Regions from separate parts of the Mus musculus genome. Here region 1 is linked to region 2. A link is a loop called in an ENCODE intact Hi-C map of the cell type or tissue named here. Cell type or tissue: gastrocnemius. All regions are shown on one strand. Links, peaks and the distances in the headings refer to the core of each region. The heading gives the core; the rest is flanking DNA.

Region 1 (12,388 bases), core at 2,766-10,765, 55 kb after region 2:
CAGAATGATGGTGTTGGCAGCCATGGAGTGACCTCAGCAGAGAGGAGAGCCCCCTTGGCTACTGGTGTCCCTTGGCTGGCCCCAGGGTGGGCTTTGACTGAGTTTCTGTCTTCTGCCTGGCCTTAGGCCATCCATTACCAACTTCCTGTGAGGCTTGGAAATGGGCCTCTCCCTCAGGAACACCATCAAGGGTCAAACTGATTTGCATAAGACCCCTCCTTCAGACCAGGCTCTGGGTTTACTAGGACATCCAAAAGCTATCTGATGCTAAACTTGGACGTTACTTCCTCCTATGACCCCTGTCCCAGCCTGGCCCTGTTGACTCAATACGAACTTTCACAACCAGGGTTGTACATACAGTTGGTGCTCAATCAGTGCATACCCCATCCCCCAAAAGAGCTTATTTGAAGAGTGGCAGGGTGAACCTGGGCTCTGGGTGGCCCCCTGTTGCTCAAATTCCACAGGCCCTCTGCCCGGCTCTCTCCAGGGACAGCGGGAAAGAACTGTATTAATACATTCAAGCCTAATCTAATCTGGGAAATTTCACTAGTAACCTTTTCATAATTGCATCAGTGGTAAAGGACCACAACAGCAACAAATTAAAGCCAACAGGCACAGATTTAGCTTGCCCGAGAGGAAGATGGAGGTTGCCGTTTATTAACTAATCTGAATTAATTTGATTCTGAGCCCTTGTTAAATATACATCACCACGGAGTGGCCAATAGCACAGCTGGCAGGTGGGGGACCAGTGGGGATGAAGGAGAACCAGCGAGCCAGATGGCTCACTGTCTACAGAGAACTGTTCGTACTAAGTCCTGGGTTGGGCTATCACAACAGGAGGGGTTAGGGGACCAGGTAGGAGCATGGGTTCCCCACTCTATGCACGGCCAGAAGATTATTTTCTCAGAATCGGAGGATAGGAAGGAACGGCTAGCCTCGGGTAGCGCTGGATCCAGGTACTCATGGGAGTTAGCTTTTTTCGGATGTGTCGGGCTGCATTTCCTCCCGTGTAAAGTTGGCTTCCATGCATGGTCTTCCTGATGAGGGAAAAGAAGGACAGACATGGACAGTTTCATATTGTGTATTCAGCAACCTCCGTACTGTAAAGAAGAAATCAGCCTCTACATGCTGTCCCTAGCTTGGCACATCTGTGTTGCTAAGGGTTGACTTGGGCTCCAAGTTACCACCACACAGTAGCCCCAGATGACCCTGGAGTAACACAAGGTCGATACAGGCAGACACTGATGCCGATGAAATGGTGGTTCAAGAAGTGCTTAAAGCCAGACAACTGTAGAATGTGGGAAGAGCAAGGGATGGTAGCAAGAGATGCTGAGACCACACTGTTGTCATGAATATTAAAAATCCCGGTCTAGGGCTTCTTCCTACCTTAGATCATTTATGTTCCCGGATGAAAGACACACGCAGCCTTTATATTTTTAAATATGCCTTAGACAGCACCATAGCTGGGCAGCTGCCTACCCTCCTTGCTGTTAGTATCTACTTTCGATAACCCTAAGTTATTATTTACTAGGTACTATGTTCCATCTAGCTGCTCCTTACCCAATGGGGCAGCCATCTGGGCCACGTTCTCCCATGGCATCTCTCCTCCCTCCTGCTCATTCTTCTATCCCACGGTGGCTTCTCCTCCTCTCTCTTCCCACTTCGTGGTCCTCCCTCTTGAAAGCCTGTGAAACCTCAACCCTACCTATGTCTCTTCAGCCCAGCTATGGGGCCCCCAAGATCTGAAGTCTACACATAGCCCCTGGAACCTGCCCTTGAGTTAATTCTGATTGGTGAATAAGGATGCCTGTTAAGTGCCTTGGTTGCTCTTCCAAAGGACCTGGGTTCGATTCCCAGTGCCCACATGGAGGCTCACCCTGCCCGTAATTCCAGGTCCAGGGAATTCAATGCTCTCTTCTGGCCTCTCTGGGATATACATGGTACATACATGATACATAGACATATATACAGACAAGACACCCATATACATAAAAAAAGAAAAGAAAAGAAAAAAAAAAGATCTGATCTCTGCTCCTGCACATTGAGGTTTCTGTCAGTGGCAAAAAGTTGTCTTCCTACTTCAGGCGGCAAACAGCAGCTGCCTCTCTCCCACTGTAGCTCAGCTTTCATCACTGACTGACCTCAGGTCGAGTGGTACTCAGTGGCCAGCTCACCTTGGCAGGTCCTTGATCTCCCAGGGGAAGGATGCTCTGACAGGAGCGGGTGGATGGAGAGAGCCAGAGCTGGAAGAGAAAGAGGAGTGAAGGGGTTGTTGTTGTAAATATTTAATCTCAAACAGGGTTTCCTACCCCGCCTTTGATCATTTGGTTCCCAGATAAAAGACACACAACCTTTATATTTTTAATAAGCCTTAATCAGCACTAAAGCTGGGCAGATAGCCACCCTCTAAGCTACTAAAATCTATTTCCCCATCAAACACCCCAAGTTATAATTTGCCACGTTCCATCTGGGCAGCTCTTAGCTCCAATTGGCCAGCCCTCATGGCCATGTATTCACAACTCACCTAACCCATGGCATCTCCTCCTCTCTCTACCTCTCCTCCCCGTGGTTCTCTTCAGACCCCAAGCCCAGCAACCCAAGAGCCCCGCCTACCTCTCTTCTGCCCAGCTATTGGCTGTAGGCATCTTTATTCACCAATCAGGAGTAACGTGAGGGGAGCAAGGTTACATATGTCACTTAGGTATGTCACTTGGGTACATACCATACTGACTCTCTTGTCCCCAGGGGCAGTTGGACCTTGGGGCCCAGTATTTAGCATTACCATCCAAGCAAAAGACCAAACCTCAGCAGGTTGTCCTCAACACAGGCAGAGACTATAGGATTCTCAAGCCGGGACTGCTAGCTACCATGGCAACAGGACCTGCAGGGGCATGCTGGGCCAGGTGAGCTCTGAGAGCATCTCTTCTCTGGAACAGCTACAATTGCCATTTCAATGCAGGCGGCCCCCTGGGGTATTCAGTGTGTCACTATGACACCAGCTTCCTGGGGGAGGGGAGTATCACCAGGTGCAGGGCCCTACTCCCACCCAAAGACATTCTCCTTGCAAAGTGAGTGGGCAAGCAAAGGAGTGGGATCTCCTCTGGTGGCCTCTTTAGAAGCTGCTTTTGTAAGCCTGGTGGTGGTGGTGCACGCCTTGAATCCCAGTATTCAGGAGGCAGAGGCAGGCAGATCTGAGAGTTTGAGGCCAGTCTTTTCTAAGAAGAAAGAAAGAAAGAAAGAAAGAAAGAAAGAAAGAAAGAAAGAAAGAAAGAAAGAGAGAGAAGGAGAAAGAAAGAAGGAAAGAAAGAAGGAAAGAAAGAAAGAAAGAAAGGAAGGAAGGAAGAAAGAGAGAGAAGGAGAAAGAAAGAAGGAAAGAAAGAAGGAAAGAAAGAAGGAAAGAAAGAAAGAAAGAAAGAAAGAAAGAAAGGAAGAAAGGAAGGGAGAAAGAAAGAAGGAAAGAAAGAAAAGAGAAAGAAAGGAAGGAAGAAAGGGAGAGAAAGAAAGAAAGAAAGGGAGAGAGAGAGAAAGAAAGAAAGAAAGAAAGAAAGAAAGAAAGAAAGAAAGAAAGAAAGAAAGAAAGAAAGAAAGAAAGGGGAAGGAAGAAGAAAAGAAAGGAAAGAAACAAGTTGCATTTGTGTAGTGTGTAACACAGACACTGCCGGGTGGGACTGCTACAGACCTCTCCAGGACCCCTCCTCCAGAGCCCCTTGTCCATGGGACACTGGAAGGGACTTCAATCAACCCCACCATGCTAGTCAGACCCATGTCTCCCATGTGGGCACAACTGAAGGACTCATGGTGACCGAGCCCAGAGACGTCTGCCTGGCCATTGGTCTTGCCTGACCCATCTTGCCATCACCCAGGGGCCTATGCCCTGCCCCTCAAGGACTCAGTGTGTCATTTCACCTTGCTGTGTGATCTCAGTCCAGCTGCTGCCCTCTCTGAGTCCCGCTCCCCTGGGTTGCAGGGGCGGGGCTGAGATGGAGAAGGAAGGAAATAATAACACAGGACAGGAGGAAAGGCCCCAGAAGTTCCCTGTGGAGAGGTGAGTGACCCCACACAAGCTAGCTCTCGCTCCCCCCCCTCTCTCTCTCTCTCGTGCCCTGCCTCCTGCTGGATGGCACTGGAGCTGTGGAGTCTGACTGCAGGGGAGGGGGAGGGGAGGGGGAGGGGGAGCTCTGGGGCTGTGCGCCTCTGAAGCCTGCCTGGCAGGCTCCACTCCAGACAGAGGCAAAGGCCACACAGGGATCCAAAAACTGGTTCACGCTGAGCCGGCCAGGCCCATTGAGGTTTTAAGTTTGGGTCCAGCACTGTCCTCAGTAGAGAGTGTGGTTGGTGCACGGAATCTGGGGCCACTGCTTCAGACATTTCTGTCTGCTGCCACCACCAGGACCCTGGGCTTTCATTCACCCACACCTTCCTGGTCCTCCCACCTTAGCCTGACAGCATCCGTGTGTGGCCTTCTGACCAAGTGGCTGGTAAGTGGCTCTTGGGGTCAAGCGTCCCTCTGGGACAGGTGACGTTTATTGTTAAAAGGGTGAGGTTCATCTGCGGTGAACTGGGGCCCCAGGGCAGGAATGTACAAGGCCTGACTCTCCCGCCATTTGCTCCCAGATCGGATGTTCTCCTGGCAAGGACACCTGGTGGCCTAGAGCCAGGCCCTGGTGAGCCAGACTATGAAAGACTGGGCCAACAAGAGTCAGGCCGCAGTGAGCCACCATGGCTGTTAAACCAGTGCAGAGGGGACACAAGGAGGAAAAATGAGGGCTGTGTCCTGTGCCTCACCCCCACATCTTCACCCAGCAGAATGTGTGTCTGGTGAACTCTCTGTGGCACAGGATTTTTTTTTTTTTTTAAGATTTATTTATTTATTATATGTAAGTACACTGTAGCTGTCTTCAGACACTCCAGAAGAGGGCATCAGATCTCATTACGGGTGGTTGTGAGCCACCATGTGGTTGCTGGGATTTGAATTTCGGACCTTCGGAAGAGCAGTCAGGTGCTCTTACCCACTGAGCCATCTCACCAGCCCAGGATTTTTTAAATTAAAGATTTAAGGAGCCAGATGTGGTGGCGCACGCCTTTAATCCCAGCACTTGGGAGGCAGAGGCAGGCGGATTTCTGAATTCAAGGCCAGCCTGGTCTACAATGTGAGTTCCAGGACAGCTAGGGCTGTACAGAGAAACCCTGTCTTGAAAAACCAAAAAATAAAAAAATAAAAAAAATTTAAAAATTAAAAATTTAAGGAAGTGTGTGTATGTATATGTGCATATGTGTACATATGTGGGTATATGTATACATACACACATGTGTGTATATGTGCATATGTGTACATGTGTGTAAGTATGTATGTGTGTGTGCATATATGTGTAGTTTATATGCATGTGTTCATATGTATATGTTTGTGTGTATGTGTATATGTATGTGTATAAGAATTATGTGTGTGCATATATGTGTATATGTGTGTATGTGTGTATTTGTGTGTGTGTGTGTGTGTGTGTGTGTGTGTGTGTGTGTAAAACCTCAAACGAACCAGATCCCCTGGAGCTGAAGTTCAATGTGGTTGCTGGGACCTGAACTCAGGCCCTCAGTAAGAGCTGTATGTTTTCTTAAGGACCATGTCAGTTTTTGGCCTGAGGGAGGAGGACAGGGAGGGGGAGGGGGAGGAGGACAGGGAGGGGGATGGGGATGGGGAGGAGGACAGGGAGGGGGACAGGGAGAAGAGGGGGAGAAGGAGGAGAAGGAGGAGAAGGAAGAAGAGGAGGAGGAGGGGAGGAGGAGAAGAAGAAAGAAGAAGAAAAGAAGAAGAGAAGAAGAAGAAGAAGAAGAAGAAGAAGAAGAAGAAGAAGAAGAAGAAGAAGAAGAAGAAGAAAAGGAGACCATAGCTCAGTGGTAGGGCCTCTGCTTAGCCTAAGCCTTTGATCTTCAGCACCAGGAAAAAAGATAACCTCTGACAGACCCACAGCTCTAGAGGCAGCACCAAGAGAGAGGGGTTTTTCCAGGACACTTTCTGGGAAAAAGGGACAGAATGAAGCCCCAGGCTGGTCCTCTCTTGCTCTAGAGCCTGCCCTGCACCTGAGCCTGCCCATCAGAAGTCAGACTGGATGGATGGAGTGTTTGTGTATACATGCGTGTGTGTGTGTGTGTGTGTGTGTGTGTGTGTTTAATGTGTGTTCACATGTGCACATGTGTGTGTTTATGTATTTGTGTGTGTACTTATGTGTGCACATGTATGTGTGTGTGCATGTGCTGTTTACGAGGCAGCCATTGTTCTGTGAACTCACCCCTGCTGCCCCCTCCCAGAAGGGTTTCATCTCCCTCATCAGCAGCTCTACTGCTGAGTCCCTGATCCACCCCTCCCTCAGCCCTGGCACCCAGTGTCCCGCCTCCCATCTGCATGTGACAGCTGCAGCTGCCTCCCACGGGGCCTCTTGCCATCTGGGGGGCTGGCTGCTTCTTAGCTGAGTCTCTGTGTGTCACAGCTTGTGGCACAACTCCCTTCTCTCCCCCGTTTCTTCGTGTCTTAAATAGATTTTCTTTTTTCAGAGCATTGGGGACCTGCAGCAGGGAGCCAGCCAAGCCGAGGGAGAGGGAGGCTCCTAAGGGACCCAATATGTGTGGCAGCAGGGGTGGGGGGGGTATGTGTGCGGGTGGTGGGGGGAGAGGAGAAAGGAAGAAGACTACAGATTAAGTCCATCAGGTGCAAAGGTCCTGTGGTCAGAGACTTGCTCATAGAGACAGAAGGCTAGGAAGCAGGAAGGCCAGGGGTCTCAGGATGAGCCTCAACTCAGTCATATCAGCTACCGGCCCTGGGCACAGAGGCCTCACAGGGGAATAGAAGACAAGTGGGTCTTCTCTTCCTCCCAGGGAAAGACATGAGAACAGGCTCTACTCCCAGCCTGGCCTCATCACTATCCTCAGAGCAAAATATGACAGTCCTGTGTGATCTGAGGCTCAGGTAAGTTCTGAAACGGACTGAGCATCTCGAAGCGCCTAGCCCTGGCTGGGGAGCCGATTTGGAGCCAGCTAGGAGGCACACTGCATTCAGGTTCCACTTCCTGGATCCTTCTTGGCCACATAGAAGGTCACACCAGGGGGCCAGCCGCCTTCCTGACCCCACTGCTCAATTGTACTTTGTATCTGCTGTCTGCTCGGATCTGAGTCTCTCCCGGTGCCTGGCCCACTGTGGATGTAAGTGCCCACATTTGGTAGACAGTCAGAGAGACCCTGCTGTGTGTTAGTTCTGAGCTGGTGACAGGCCACAATCCTGAGCCAGCCTGGAAAAATGCAGAGTGGGAGGCTGGGGGGGGGGGGGGCGCCGAGGGACCTCCAGCTGCCAGCAGCAGCAGATCTGATTTTGCCTGCACTTGCAAAGAAGTGAGCACCAGCCAGGAGCAGCTCAGGGTGTGGAGCAGCCTAGGCAGAGGTCCCGAGGCAGGGCTGCCTCCAAAAACCAGTGGAAGCCATCAGGAAGGCAGATGTGAAGGGCAAAAGGGGTCACCCGTGTGTGTGTGTGGGGGGGGGGGGAGTGTATCACTGGCGTGAGAGGAAGGGCGCCACTGGCATGAGGGGAGGGCAACCGGGATCTTCGCTCTAAGGAAGGTGGGAGTCACAGGAGGAGAGTAGATGCTTTGGGCTGTAACAGATTTAACAGACTGCTGCTGCTTAAGAGATGAAGCTGGTAGGGGAAGGCGTGGCCACTGGAAACCCAGAGGACTGGATTAGTGCACAGGGTCCAGGCAACAAAGGTGGCTGGAACCAGGAACTGTGATCCTCGCTAATGAAATGGTTGCAGAACAGGCTGGGGGCGGGGGTGGGGGGGGGGTGGAGGGAGAAGCAGCCAGGGGTGACCCTGAGTCCTTAGTCCGGCATAGACAGATGGTTCAGCTTGGCAGAGATGTGAAATGCCAAGAAGGGGGCCTGAGGCCCATCTCCAGCAGCGGTAAGTTCAAGATGCCGTGAGCCATCTGCCACTCCATGGCGGCAGCGTTGAGTTCCCTCCTGGGACCCCCGCTGCAGGAAACAGGATGCGCTGTCTGCCTGGAGAATCCAGAACCTTTGCTCATCTCGGCTCGCCTCGGGCGCTCTGGCTCCTCTGGGGATTAGGCGAGCCAACCCGATCTTTCTCTGAGCTCAGCAGCTCTGCCTCTGCCTTACGCCGTGGGGAGGCTGGCGTCATAAATGAGCCACTGTGATCCCCAGCCTCAGATGTGTCTCCTGGAGCGGCTCAGACAATAGACGGGATTTGGATGAGCTCACGCTGTGGCGGGCACCTTAGACGCGCCATGAATCACGACACGGGACAGGAAGCCACAGTGATCTCAGTCCCTAAGAGGGAATAAGAGAGGCCCCTAGGCCCCTCCTGCCCCAAATTACCATTCTGTGTGCAAGCAGGGTGGTGCACTCAGGGCGCGCGCATACTGGCTTGTGTTCATGTGGTGTGTGTGTGTGTGTGTGTGTGTGTGTGTGTGTGTGTCCCAGATTTAGAGTAAAAGGAGAGATGAAGGTTGTTTCTGTTTTATTTTGAAACATGTAGCCCTGGCTGACTTGGAACTTGCTCTGCACACCAGGCTTGGAACTCTGAGTTCTATCTCCTATCTCTGCTTCCTGAATCCTGGGCTTAAAGGTGTGTGCCACCACGGTCAGCAAGTGAAGGTTTTCTTGAGGACATGAGGAAGATGTCATTGTTGCAGGTCCCTGAGCAAAGTACCTGGCCTCTCTGGGTTTCTTTCTTTATCCCACAGTAGGTAAGGATAACAATTACTAAAGATGCTGAGATGAACCACTCCCTTCTGATGCTCAGAACAGGGTGGTGTACCATTTTAAGAATGGGTATGGTGGCCGGGTGTGGTGGCACACGCCTTTAATCCCAGCACTCGGGAGGCAGAGGCAGGCGAATTTCTGAGTTCAAGGCCAGCCTGATCTACAGAGTGAGTTCCAGGACAGTCAGGGCTATACAGAGAAACCCTGTCTCAAAAAAAAAGAAAGAAAGAAAGAAAGAAAGAAAGAAAGAAAGAAAGAAAGAAAGAAAGAAAGAAAGAGAGAGAGAAAAGAGAAGAGAAGAGAAAAGAAAAGAAAAGAAAAGAAAAGAAAAGAAAAGAAAAGAAAAGAAAAGAAAAGAAAAGAATGGGTATGGTTGGGTGTGGTGAGTCATGCCTATAATCCCAGCACTTGGGAGGCGAAGGCAGGAAGGTTGTAGGTTTGAGGCTAGTCTGAGCTATGACGCAAGACTGGAGTTAGGGGTGGGGGTGGGGGAGAGACATAAGATTTAGTCAGGTTCACATGCCGTGTGTGTGTGTGTGTGTGTGTGTGTGTGTGTGTGTGTGTGTGTGTATGAGTGGTTGGGTGTATAGTGTGCATGTGTATAAGCATTTGATATACAGATGTGACACGGGTACCTTCTTCCATTGCTCTGTATTGAATATGTTGAGATAGGATCTCCAATTTGAACCCAGAGCTCACGGATCCCAGAGCTTGCTCTGAAAACCACGCAGCTCCACCTCTGACTGCTGGGATTATACAGGGGAGCTGCCAGCACACATGTCAGGCTTTTACCTGGGTCCCGGGGATCTGAACTACCTGCCTCATAATGACATGCTGCCTGAGGAGCTGTCTTCTCGCTCCATGTGTCCCTTAACAATAGTCACTGCTCAGTCTATCAAGGGCTGAGATTTACGGATTTCCATTTGTTACGGAAGCAAAACACACCTTCTCCTGACTGAGCTCAAGATGAGGGAGGAGCTATGTGGTCTGCAGCCGGGTGCACGGCATAGCGGGAGGGGGAGTTTTGTTTTTGGCCCATGCCCATCACGGAAGGGACTGCTACAGCGAGTGGCTTTGTCTGGGGTGGCAGGAGTGTATACGGCTTCTCTCACCTTAGGGAATCATGACACAAAGAGCTCTGGCCGTAACCAGAAGGGAAGACAACCAAGACCTGCCCACAGAGAACCACTGACTCAGCTAGACCATAGGTCCCCAAGGTTCCACAGCCTCTCACAGTAGCACCCTCAACTGGGGGAGTGGGGGTGGGGAGAGTCCAACGCACAAGTCTGTAGGAAGCAGGCCCAAACCATAACAGATCCATCTCTCAACAGCCACATCTGGATGTCCTGGGGTTGGAGCCACAAGAGGTTCCTAGACGGGGGAGCCCAGGAGATGTCCAGGCTTAGAGTCAGATACCTCATGGAAGCCTCAGCTAAGCCCTGGCTCACCAACACCATCCCTGTTTCCTTAAGATGTCTTTGTACCCACTGAGTCCATGTGCACAGGGGGCTCCCCTGATCTAGGAGAGCCCTAAAGCCTGAGGATCATAATTGACCCATTCTATAGACAGGAACCTGGCTCAGGTTGAAGACAAAATACTTGGTTAACTCACAAAACCTTGTGGTTCTTGGCAGATGAGCAGGACCAGTCCTTGGTGGGGGAGGGTGTCTCGTGTCTCTCCCCAAACAAACACACTGTCCGGCTCGGTGTAGATATAATGCTAACACAGACCAGAGACAGAAGACAGCTCGCTGTTCTCCATCTGCCACTTACTCAGCGTTCCTGTTGAACTTGAAAAGAAAAAAATCTCAGAGAATGTCAGCGTCTTTGCAAAGTCCCCGACCAGTCATGACAGGCCATCTAAAACCAGGCTGGACCCAGAAGGAGCAGAGAGCTGCTTTGTTTGATCCCTGGTCGGTGGCTCTAGAGTTGAGGTCAGTTCCTTCAGGCTGGGTGGGGGTAGCAGATTCCCCCTGCCCCATGAAAACCAGGGCTGACGTGGGAGTGGTGGTGTATACCTTTAAGCCTAGCATGGTTGCTGGATGGTGGTGGTGCACGCCTTTAATCCCAGCACTTGGGAGGCAGAGGCAAGGAGATCTCTAAGTTCGAGGCCAGCCTAGTCTACAGAGTGGGTTCCAGGATAGCTAGGGCTACACAGAGAAACCCTGTCCTGTGCACCCCTGCACTGCCAGCCTAGCTCCTCCAGTTCCTTCAGGAGCTGCCCATCTGACCCTAGCTTCTCTGAAGACTTGTATTTTGTGTATATGAGTGTTTGCCTGCATGTATGTATGTGTACCACGTGCATACAGTTCCCAATGCAGACAGAAGAAGGCGATGTGGGTGCTGGGAACTGACCCCAGGACCTCTGGAAGAGCAGCCAGTGCTCTGAACCACTGGGCCATCTCTTCAGTCTCAGCTTCTAGGTTTTGATCCATACTGGGCTCCTGGCCTCTCCCATGCTCCTCTCTTAACTTCTTTCTCCAGGAACGCCCTTGCCTGAGGCTTTAAGCCATTAAACCAGGAGGATGAAGATTCTGGAAGCAGCCTGCAGAGACAGCTGTACCTCACTGGCAAGGCACATGCCATCCATGGAACTGGGTGTTTACAGACAACTCAAGTGGCCATTTCCTGTTGTCTCTATTGTGGCAAACCACAGTTTGTTTGTTTGTTTTTTAAACAAATTTAAGCAGCCATGGAGCCCAGAGATGTCACCAGCATCCTAGTTCGACTCGTTGTCCCATTGGGTGGCATCTGCACCAGGGAAGCTGGCTGGTTCATGCTTTATTGATCATGTTTCCTAAGCAAGAACACTGCAGGTCCCTCCTGGTGCGTCTGACCTTCAGTTGCCCTCAGCCGGCAGGAGGACACATGCCCAGTCAGCTATGGGCAGTTAAAGAGCAAAGAGTGGAGGTAACTTGGCTGTCAGTGACCTCCTGTGGCTGGGGACTTTGGATAACAGGCTCAGCACACAAAGAATCCAGCGAGGTCAGAGGGGGAGGTGATAGAGAAAGGCTGCCAGGTAGATCTGCCTGTGAGCCGTGTTATCAGAGGTCATATCACAGACCTGGGCAGGATTAAAACAAACCAGCTGCCTTGTCAAGACATAGGACTAGACGGACAGCAGGTGCAAATAATTTCAAATTCATTATAATCCAATTCAACCCCATAAGTTACTGTCTGAGTCGGATCCACCCACAAACTGTCCCCTGGGGGCTGGAGAGATGACTCAGTAGTTGAGACCCTGGCTGCTCGTCCAGAGGACCCAAGTTCAATTCCCAGCATCCGAATGGCAGCTCAAAACTGTCTCTAAATCGAGTTCCAGTGTACCTAACACCCTCATGCAGATAGAAACACACGCAGGCAAAACACCAATGCGCATAAAATAAAAAGAAATAAATCACTCTTGCCCTCTTGCCTTCTTGCACTTGCTCTGTCGTCTCCCCCTTCCCCCCTTCTCTCTCTACGTGCTCATGGCCAGCCTCTACTCCTCTACGTCTCTGTCTCTGCTTTCTCTTTCTTTGCCTCTATTACCCTCTTAACTCTCCTCCCCATGCACTTAATAAACTCTATTCTATACTTAAAAAGAAGAAAGAAAGAAATCATTAAAAACAAACAAACAGCCGGG
Region 2 (11,340 bases), core at 3,341-11,340:
TAAATCCATCTCTATCCTTTTGTTGTTGTTGTTTTGTTTTTTGTTTTGTTTTGTTTTTTTGAGACAGAGTTTCTCTTTGTAGCCCTGGCTGTCCTGGAACTCACTCTGTAGACCAGGCTGGCCTCGAACTCAGAAATCTGCCTGCCTCTGCCTCCCGAGTGCTGGGATTAAAGACGTGCACCACCACGCCCGGCTTCATCTTTATCCTTTAATCAATCAGTCGATCATTCCTTCCTAAGAGCTTGGCAAATTAACCGAGTTCATTTACATGTGGCGGTCCCTCAGCCAAACCCCCCAATCTTCTAAGGTCAGCCCCACCCTCTGCCATCACCCCCTTCTGAAGCCCTTCGCCAACCTCCTATCTATAAGCAAGCCCCACAGTGAGGCCTACTCTTTTTCCTCATCCTTCCCCAGCTGAAGTTCAGAACAAAGGCATTTGTGGCTTAGATATTGTCAGCCGGAGAGCAGACTGTACCTGTTCAGCTCCCAGCTGGCTGCATTCAGGGTACACACCAGACACTCAACAAAGATGGCCTGAGAGCCCCGCTGGATGGTACAGGCCTATCTGTCACCCCACCACTCTGGAGGCTGAGGCTGGGAGATGGAGAGTCCAGAGCTAGTCTGGGACACACAAGGAAAGACCTGCCCGAGACCAATAAATGCTCAAACTCATGCATACTGGTAATCCAGAGGATACAAACTTGAGTTTTCCAGAACTTCCTGGTGTCTTTACTTCATGATGGCTTCTAACTGTCCTTCATTTCACCCTCTGGGCAGGTGAAATGAAGGACCCTCAGGCAATAGCCCGTTCCTCCAGTAACCCACTCAAGTTAACCGTTCTAGGCGGCCAAGCTGACAGATTAAACCTGGGGTTCTCCGGGGCAAATCTGGAGAAGCCAACATGACAGGCTCAGAACTCACCTGAGAAAATGAGAGCCCTGCCCAGCCATCCCAAAGACCAGATCTGGACATCACAGCATGTGCAAAGGGCCTGTGGCACACTGTCTACAATGAAAGATGCCGAAAGGCCCCGGGGCGGGGGGGGGGGGGGGGGGGGGGAGGCAAGTCTCTCACTCACACAGAACTGTGTCTGCAGAAAATTCCAACGGAGCTAGCAAGCTGGAAGTCCTCAGGCCCGATAGGATCAGACAACCCCAGACAAGCAAATCCAATCCCAGGAGCCTGCTGCCTAGCCCACACCTGACCCCAGGCCTGCGGGCAAAACCTCCTTCATCTCACCAGTAAAGCAAACCAAAGGACTGACATACCTGCCCGCCCCCAAGCCCCACCCCCAAACACAGGAATCAGCAAATGGGAAAGGAAGCCGTAGTTTCCATCATTACAGTATGGAGGAGGGACTGGCTGTGTACCAGGCAGGGTAGAGTGACTGTAGCGGTAGCCGTAGCTACTATGGTGGGGGCGGGGGTGGAATCTCACGGCCATAGGATGATCCATCCTCTCCAAGCTATGCAAGCATCTCCGAGGATGTGGTTTGGAGCCCCCAGCCTTCCACCCTCCACCCGCTTCACCACAAGAAACTGCAGAGTCACCCGCTTCCGCGTCCGTCTGGACTTTATTTGTGGCACTGCCAAGCATTTCACAAGGGGCTGAGCAGGGAACCACGAGGACCGCAGCGCTGTGGTCCTTGGCTGTTAGTGGCCGGAGGCCAGAGGACGCAGGGGCTGTCTCAGCTGCAGGCTCCTGGAACAGCAGGAGCCCGGCCACAAGCCAGGTCTCTGAGGTCTAATGCAAACGCCCCATGCCGAGCGTGCAAATCACAGCTAGATAATCCTGTCTGTAAGTGCCCGTCTAGGCCGGGGCACTTCTGCGAGGATTTTTATTAGCCCGAGGCACCTACTGTGTGCTGTGCCCTTGCTGGGAGGATGAACAAGTGTTCTTTTGGTTCTCTGTGTAGCCCTGGCTGTCCTCGAACTCACTCTGTAGACCAGGCTGGCCTCGAACTCAGAAATCTGCCTGCCTCTGCCTCCCAAGTGCTGGGACTAAAGTCGTGTGCCACCACTGCCCAGCTTGTTTTGTTTCTTGAACCCAGGACTTTGACTGCCAAAGGCAAACAGCCTTCCACAGAATTACATCTCGGCCCCAAATGCATATTTAAATACAAGTAAATATACCTGAAGCCTGGCTAGGTGGTAGGTGCTCTTGAGAAAATGGAAGAGGAAAAAAAAAAAAAAAAGGTATCAAGAAGACAGGGAAGCATGCAGAAGGGTGGGAGCCAGAGGAAGGTACAGTGCATACTGCCAAAGGCCAAAAGGGAACAAGCTGCAAGGGCAGCCCGTGCAAAGGCCCTGGGGTAGCCCAGGAACAACAGAGAGTCTGTGGGAGAAGGGTGGGTGGAAGAGCTGTGAGGTCAGTGTTGTCATAGGGAAGGTCACAGGAGAAACTGATTCCCGGATGGCTGCAAGGACCACAGGGCCTAAGCGTTGGCTTGGTTCTCTTGGATATCAGGGTCTGTGGGGCTTGGGGGTGGCAGAGATGGGGTAGAGGTGGGGGAGGAGACAAGAGCAGAGAAGGGTGTGGGGCCTGGGAACAGGGCTGGAGGGAGGGACACCTTGGCTTCTACTGTATCCCATATGGAATTTTTGGCGATGGGTCATGAAAATCCCTATTTTTTTTTCCTCTCTCCCAGCCCGGACATCTGGTTTTGAGCACACTGTGAGAGATTGCTGGGATCTGGAGCCTGCTGCTTGAAGCAGGCTCCCCTTGCATCTTCGTACCACATTCCCTGCTTCTCAGCCTCCTGGAGAATGTCCGGAATGAGCCCCTGGGTGGCCTAGCCTCCCCGCTGGGTTGGGAAGGCAGCTTTCAACAGTTGGTGGGAAAACCCCTCCCCCACCCCAAACTTCCAAAGGCCCTGACTGGTTACACTCACTGCCTTGGGGCTCAAAGCAGTTCAGCCTAGACACCTACAGAAGAGCCAGCCAGAGGCCGGGTCCAGGCCAAGACCAAATCAGAGTCCAGAGGCTAAGCAGGATATGCCCTTGGATAGCCCCTTCTAGTCTCTGCTGGCTAGCTCTGGGCCAGGTATGGCAGTCTCTTTAAGGACCTGGAGGGCAGTGGTGGCGCACACCTTTAGTCCTAGCACAGAGGAGTCAGAGACAGGTAGATTTCTTTGTTTGAGGCCAGCCTGGTCTACACAGAAAAAACTCTGTCTTGTGGGAAAAAAGGATCTGGAGACTTGGAGCCTGTCTGTCCTGTGGCTCAGCAGGGCCCTCCAGATGTCTCAAGGACCTAAAAAGCTCACACGAGCTGAGGGAAGGTCACATCCCATAGAGGGGCTAGACTATGCAACAAGAAGCAATCCTGGATGTATAGGACCCAGATTCCAAGGGGCACACATCTGGGTTTGGCCCCCAGCTGAGATTTCCTCGTGCCATTCCGACAATAGAAATGAAGCTGTCCCAACTCCCCCACAAGGAACTCACCCTCTGGCAAACCCAGGAAGAGCTGCCACAGTGGCGGGCACCCCACTAGCCCCACCTATCATCCCACTGTTGCCTGGCCCTTTGAAAACCTCTGGATCAGTTCTCCAGGTGAGGGGCGGCCCTTCCAGCCACCCATCCAGGGTATTCCTTGAGGACACGCTCTGGCCCTGGCGCGTGGCTAACAACAGACCTCACTGAGAGAGGGTGGCTTCATGCCTCTGTGGGGCCATAGCTTCCTCAGCACCAGGCCTGTGTCTGGAAGATCCATTGGAGGCTGTTTAGCCTTAGAGCATGGAGAAGGGCCAGAAGCAAGTGCAGAGACAGAACACAAGTGAAAGCTGCCTCCAGGCAAACCCCCTAGGGCTCCAGATGACTGAGTCAAGCACTCCCAGAGCACTGGAGAGGCAGAGACAGGCAGATCTCGGAGTCTGAGGTCAGCCTGGTCTACACAGTGAGTTCCAGGTAAGCTAAAGCTACACAAAGAAACCCTGTCTCAAAAAAAAAGGGGAAAGAGTGGGAGATCTAGGGGATCTTGCTAAGGATTTGATGTTTAAGATGATGGCAGGTGGTAGGGATGAGACATGCTGGGCTGCAGATTCTGCCTGGCATTCTCTTCTAAACTAGGAAGATCAGGGTCCCCATCCAGAGCTTTCTAGCTAGGCACCTTACAGAGGTTATTAGTCTAGGAAGCTGTGTGCTATGGTGGCTGGGCACCCAGACCCACAAGTAGACTGCTAGCTGATCAACTTCTGATGAAGTCGCTCAACCCCTCTGGTCCAAATCGTACAGGTTACCATGGGAATTAAATGGCAAACTGTCGCTGAGCCTGCAGGGAATCTGAAGATGGAACTCCTGCCTGCCGTCATCGCCTTACGGATGTGGAAAGCATCAGCACCTCAATGTCACCCAGCCGAGAAGCAGCATCATGGTTACTTTTTTATTGCTGACCTGAGAAACTGTGACTGTGATGGTTTGTATATGCTTGGCCCAGGGAGTGGCACTATTTGGAGGTGTGGCCTTGTTGGAGTGGGTGTGGCCTTGTTGGAGTGGGTGTGTCACTGTGGGAGTGGGCTTTTATTTTATTTTATTTTGGTGGTGGTGGGGGGTTACGAGACAGGGTTTCTCTGTGTAGCTCTGGCTGTCCTGGAACTCACTCTGTAGACCAGGCTGGCCTCGAACTCAGAAATCTGCCTGCCTCTGCCTTCCAAGTGCTGGGATTAAAGGCATGCGCCACCACAGCCCGGCGGGAGTGGGCTTTAGTACCCTAGTCCTAGCTACCTAGAAGCCAGTCTTCCACTAGCCGCCTTCAGATGTAGAACTCTTAGCTCCTCCTGCACCAGGCCTGTCTGGATGCTGCCATGCTCCTGCCTTGATAATAATGGACTGAACCTCTGAACCTGTAAGCCAGCCCCAATTAAACGTTGCCTTTTATAAGACTTGCATTAGTCATGGTGTCTGTTCACAGCAGTAAAACCCTCACTAAGACAATGACCCAGGCAACTTATAGAAGAAAGGGTTTATTCAGATCTTGCTTACAGTTTCAGAAGGTAACCCCATGACTGCTGTTTAGGGGGTGTGGCAGCAGGCAGACAGGCATAATGCAAGAGCGTTAGCTATAAGCCCTTATCTTGAGACAAATCATGAGGCGAGGGAGTTGCCTGAAAAATGGGGTGAATTTTGGAAACTTTAATGTTCCCTCCAGTGACACACCTCCTCCAACAAGGCCACACCTCCTAAACCTTCCTATATAGTTCCGCTAGCTGGGACTAAGCATTCAAACCTAAAAGCCTATAGGACCATTCTCATTTAAACCTCCACAAGTCCATAAGCAGTTACCATTAGCAAACAGCTACATGGCACTCCAGAGCCACAGGAAGGTCCAGGGGTCAGGGCTCCAACTTCCCTGAGGTGGCAGCATACCAGTGCCAGCTACAGCAGTCAGAGGATGCAGCCACCCAGACCCTCTTGTCATGGTACCAGCCACCCCAGGGCCAGACAGAACTTCTCAGGTTGTGTCAGATACAAAGAGAGCGATAAGGATACCCAGGAGAGAAAAGGACTAGGCAGGGAGACAAGCCAGGGCCTACAATTCATCCCCCAAGTCTGCCATCTCACCCACTCTGGCACACCCACCTTGGCCTTAGGATCTATGAGGAGCATCTCTGGTACTCAGGACTGCCTCATATACACTATCACTATTGCTCTTCACTTCCTGAGTGCACTTGAAAAAACTTGCCCTCCCCCCAGCGCCCCTCCCCCACCTTTCATGTTCAGTATGGCTTGTCACCCTTGTATAGTCAGGGGTCTCACCCAAAGTCACAGAAGCAATAGAGCATGTGATATGACTAGAGAAGACAGATGATTGATAGATAGATAGATAGATAGATAGATAGATAGATAGATAGATAGATAGATATAGACAGATATATAGACAGGCGATAGAATGATGATAGATAGATAGATAGATAGATAGATAGATAGATAGATAGATAGATAGATAGATAGATGGTTTGAATAGGAATGAACCTCAGAAATGCAAGCTTATGTGTTTGAATGCTTGGCCCATAGAAAGTGGTGCTATTAAGTGGTGTGGAGTTTGTTGTTGTAGTAGGGGCAGGTGCAGCTTTGTTGAAGGAAGTTTGTCACTAGAGGGTGGGCTCAGAAGTTCAAGTCCTGGCTCAATGGCTCACAGTCACTTCCCGCCCCCCACACACATACACACTCCAGATGTAGATCTCTCAGCTCCCTCTCCAGTACCACATCTGCCTGTGTGCTGCCATGCTTCCTGCCAGCAAGATAATGAACTAAACCAGGTACGCCAGCCATAGTTAAATCATTTCCTTTAGAAGAGTTTCTGTGGTCATAGTGTTTCTTCACAGCAATAGAAATCCTAAGACAGACAGACAGACAGAGAAATAGAGATAGACTGTAGATTGATGATAGATAGGTGATAGAAAGATAGAAAGATAAATAGATAGATAGATAAAGACAGGTAGATAAAAAAATTGAATGATAGAAGATATAGCAAGATTATATATAAATGGCGATAGATAGATCAGTTTGTGATCAGTAGATAGGCGGTTGATGGATAGAGTCTTAGGACCTGGCTAACAGTCATCAAGGCTACAAAAAATCCCAGGGTCAGCAGTTTGCCCACTGGAGGCCCAGGAAGCTGGTTCCCTTGGAGTCTGGAGCTAAGACCCAGGACAGCTGCCATGTGCCTCCATCCAAAGCCTGGAAGCCCAAGAGGCGCGCTCTGCTTCCAGTTCAGCCGCACAGGGAGGGGGACACCTGCTGACCGGGCTTTCAGGCAGCCAGGCAAGGAACTTCCTCTTGCTCTCAGGAGAATCAGCCTTCTCTGCTAATCCGGGAGAGCTCCGCCCACACTGGGGAGCATCCACTGGTTTGACTCACTCTCTGCATTCACTCAAGAGTGGGTACATCCTGAGTCATTACCAGGAATGATGTTTGGCCAAAGGTCTGGGCACCTCCTGACAGGGCATCTGTTGTGGAGTATCTGTCCCCCCCCCCCCCCCCCGTACATGTATTTGATATGCACGTGAATTTTGTGGGAATATGGATCTGGTGTGTCTTGTCCAGGACTCAGTCTCCAGGACCCAGAAAAGCACATGGCAAAGAGTTAATGCTGATGTAAGGGTTACTGAGTGAATGAGTCAACATAAGAAATGTAAACTTCAGCAGGGCGCTTATGGCACACGCCTTGGGAGGTAGAGGGCAGGTTGGATGGCTGTGAGTTCCAAGCCAGCCTGGTTCTACAGAGTGAGTTCCAGGATTGCCAGGGATACACAGAGAAACAAAATGAACCGAAACAAAATGAACCGAAACAAAACAAACAGAATGTACACTTCTGGGTCAGGTTTCTTAGAAGGAACAGCTTACTAGAAGGATTAATCCTTTTGACTCAGGGTTTCCGAGGGGTCAATCTGGGGTCACTTGAGCAGAGGTCATGGAGATAGGGATGTGTGGAGAAGAAGGTTGCTCTCATTATGGTGGACAGAAAGCTCAGAGGGGATGCGGGATACAGGGAGACACACACACACACACACAACCCTACTCCTCTACTACCACCCCTACCCACTGCCTTCAGCTAGGCCCCGCCCTCTGGCTCCTACCGCCTCCCTACAGCGCCACCTGCTGGAGGTGGGGCTTGAGGGAGGGCGTGCAGGTTCTTCAAGCCAGCCGCTTATCCCGAGTGTCTAGATGAATCATTACCTGTCCCCTGCCACACAGAACAGGGCTGACGTGTGCAACCAGCAGGCATGGTACGCGGCACAGACTTGCTCACAAAAGGCCTTGCGGTGTTTGTGCCTCTCATGTTTAAGGTCAGATTCTGAGGACACTCGAGTTAGGCCTTGAAGATCCCCAAGACAGGGAGCCATGGCTTCCTGGCACTAAATTACATCTGATAGGAAGGATGGCCTCTGGAGGTCCCAGCATGACCCTTGATCTCAGGCTTGAGAGGCCCCCCCAACTCCACCCCTACCCCTAAGCTATAGCCCCTCCCCTCAAGGCTATCCTGGGATCCAACCTCTAGCATTTTATCCTGAGGCTACAGGGTAAACTGAGGCAGGCACAGCAGGAGATCACGGGACAAAGTACTGATCCCCTTGACCTCAGGCCAGGTACAACTCTGAGCCTTGCCTCGGCTTTCCCTGTGGTAAAGAATGAGCAGCCCCTCCCCCACTGCTCATGCAGGTATGAGGTGGACCAGGCAACTGAAGTCTGACAACCACTCCTACTTGCTCCCGATCCATCCTGCTTCCCCTGATAGGGTGACTCTGACAGCGGATCTGTGGACCCCCATACCCAGCACCTGCAGATTCCACAGCCCTGCCAGTCCATTGCCTGGGCCAGTGGCCAACAGGCCAGGGCAGGTCTGGACTTACCCAAACAGGACGCCTTCAGGCTTTTAGCTTTCACCCAGGCTCTCCTGAGATTAAGCAAGGTTCACTCTGAGGCAGGTGTTGGGCCAGCATCCCTGAGGCCACATTATGTAAGGAGCCAAGGCCTTTCCTCATCCTTTATGGACAGGACCCGGCTGTCCTTCCCAGACTCCCTCATAGCCAGGTGTCTCCACAGGAGATGGGATGACCGGCAGGGTAGGGTGGTTTCTCTCCTGCTGGGCCTGCTCAACTCTGTCCGTGGTACACATCCACCATCTGCCCCAAGCCATGAAAGACAGAGCCAAGGAGGTAAGGGACACCTGAATCACAGCCTGGAGGTGTCCCTCTGCAAGTCAGGAGCACTCTACAGGGATCTCCCGTGGCTGCAGCCACCATGCTACTTGATTCCATGGCTTCCTCAACGGGTTGCAATAAGCTATGGAGCTTAGGGATGCTGCGGCTACTTGTTACACAGCAGCAACTTTGTAGCTGACTGTTACATTAGGCTCAGCTCCACCTAGCACTAAGGTTCATCCTTAGCTCTCAATGGGGATGACAAGGCGTGTAAGATGTAAAGGGAGAAACTGAGGCTCAGCGATCCTCATGTGGAGGACAGAGCAGAGGCCGAGCAGACTTAGGGCTCTGCTGAGAGCACTTATGGGACCTCCTATGTCCTAGTAAGGGGTGTTACATGAAGAAATTAGTGTGCAATGGCGGGTGTGGGAGATGGCCTTGTATGTAAAGCGCTTGCTGTGTATAAGCATAAGGCCCTAAGTTTGATCCCCAGATCTCATGCAATCAGATGCTGTGCGTGTTGGCACATTGATCCCTTGTGAGAGACAAGCAGACCCCCGAGGCCCACGGACATCCCTCCTACAACCAAGTTACTCTGGCAAGTTCCAAGCCGGTGGGAGGCTCTGTCTCCAAACTAAGTTCAAGGTACATGAAGAAGCACGCCGAAAGTGGTCCCCAGGTCAGGCCTACACACACGTGTGCACACAGGAAAGAATGAGGCCGATCCAAGAACACCTTCCCTCTTTGGGGAGATGCCAAGGACACACAGAGACCTTCAATGAAGAAAGAAGCAGCCCGGGGATAGCCACAGAAAGGTGTTTCAGGTAAAGGGGAAAGTGCAAGGGTCTTGAGGCAGAGCCAGGAGCTTCGGGGTATTGAGTGTATACTGCCAGCCTGCCCCTCCCTGTGTGCAGCGGGGAGCTGGCAGGTTTCCATCCCAGCAGGCTCTGCGGTCCGGTCCATTGTCCCTGCAGATCACCTAGCGGGGAAGGGTGGGGGGAGGCCACTACCGTGAGAACTAAAGGTCTCAGGATGGCAACACAGGAGGAGGTGGCTGCGCATGTGGGTGGGGGTGGGAAGGTGACAGGAGACACAGCCTCCACCACCACCACCACCACCACCACCGCTACCACCCTGTGCCCTGCGCTGCACTCTGAGACGAGAGCCTGCTGAGATGCTGCAGTGAGAGAAGCCTGGGCCAGATGGAGCGGGACCCATTTGTTCCTGTGAAACCTTCAGCTGTAGTAGGAGTAGGAAGCAGAATTCTAGAGTTGCTCTTAACCTCTGAGGCATCTCAACTCAGAGATAGAACACTCATTCAGTACCTGTGAAGCCTGGTGAATCCCCAGCATCGTGTGTCCCATACATGCATGCACACATGCTACACACATGTACACATACACACACATGCATGTACACTCACAGGGTCATTCATACAAGTGACAGTATAAGGTCTTTGGGCCACCTTAGAAAATTCCATCCTCTCGGCAGTGGTGGCACATGCCTCTAATCCCAGCACTTGGGAGACAGAGGCAGGTGGATTTCTGAGTTTGAGGCCAGCCTGGTCTACAGAGTGAGTTCCAGGACAGCCAGGGCTATACAGAGAAACCCTGTCTCAGGAAAAAAAAGAAAAAAAAGAAAGAAAGAAAGAAGAGAAAAGGAAAGGAAAGGAAAGGAAAGGAAAGGAAAGGAAAGGAAAGAAAAGAAAAGAAAAGAAAAGAAAAGAAAAGAAAAGTTCCATTCATTCTGCATGACCTCGAGTCTACCCTGTGACCACAATCTCCATCCTGGTAAAATCCCTTGAGAAATAGGTTCCTGTGCTTAGAAAAAAAAATAAGCAGGGAGAGCTGGGCGGTGTTGATGCAGGTCCAAATCTCCCAGTGTGGGGTCAGCCTGGTCTACAGAACAAGTTCCAGGACAGCCAGGGCGACACAAAGAGAAACCCTGTCTCAAAAAACCAAAAAGCAAAGAAGAGAAGAGAAGAGAAAGAAAAGCAGAGAGAGGAAAAAGCCACGGAAAGTTTAGGTTACCCACGTGTAGATGCTTCTCAGATGCCTGTCCACAATGGACCCAGGGACCCAGAAGCCTGGTGTCATCATTTGCCAAGGCATCCTATACAGCAAGACAACAGAACAAGTCATAGTGACATGCGTGCGACCAGACGCAGAGGCACACAGCTCAGAGGATTCTGTTAAAGTCCGAAGTCAGGTACAAGGGACCCCAATGGGAACTGAGTATCAAAGGGCTTTGGGAGGCCAGTGATTAAATAGGGGGATTCTGGGGTGAAAACTGGGGCTGGACTGGTACAACTGGTTGAAGTTGGGTTGGCTACCCCGGATGTGGTTGTTTTATGAAAATTCCCAGCTCGGGGTAGTGGTCCACACCTGTATCCCCAGTACTGAGGCAGGAGGATGGCAAGTTTGACACCAGCTTGGGGTACATACTGAGTTCGGCCCTGGCTGCCGAGTGAGAGTCGGTCTCAACAAAAAGAGAACCAAAAACTGGGGGCGTGCAAGATGGCTCAATGGGTAAAGGTGCTTGCTGCCAAGCCTGACCACCTGAGTTTGATCCGCAGTGCCCACGAGGTAAAAGGAGAACCAGCCGCTTGTCCTCTGACTTCCCCGTGTGTGCACACAACCAAAATTTTCCTTAGGAAGGAAGGCCTGCGCATTTTTTTCTGAATGCCTACTGGATTTCAA

Evidence for each region. Hi-C counts contacts between places; a loop is a spot of excess contacts. Peaks named below come from ENCODE experiments on the same cell type or tissue, not always from the same donor. Only the 100,000 strongest peaks of a DNase experiment are listed, where the experiment ranks them.
Region 1: a loop joins it to region 2, with 2.0 times the contacts of the local background. A loop is called at or near these places in 7 of 42 quality-filtered maps.

What each region holds. Positions count from the first base shown.
Region 1 is chr5:125,237,695-125,250,082 of GRCm38, forward strand. It overlaps Gm32585 (a long non-coding RNA gene), which reads right to left. Exons shown (of 4, transcript XR_377061.3): 2 at 10,376-10,553; 3 at 2,175-2,243; 4 at 620-1,037. Among named protein-coding and RNA genes, the nearest start is that of Gm32585, 8.5 kb to the right of the region's middle. In gastrocnemius, for the core only: no CTCF peak of the experiment used is centred there; DNase peaks (open chromatin) are centred at 4,649, 6,411, 7,238 and 7,974; H3K4me3 peaks cover 828 bases; H3K27ac peaks cover 2,999 bases.
Region 2 is chr5:125,182,238-125,193,577 of GRCm38, forward strand. No RefSeq gene overlaps it. Among named protein-coding and RNA genes, the nearest start is that of Ncor2, 8.7 kb to the left of the region's middle. In gastrocnemius, for the core only: CTCF peaks have their summits at 6,753 and 7,600 (motif pointing left); DNase peaks (open chromatin) are centred at 6,785, 7,583 and 8,138.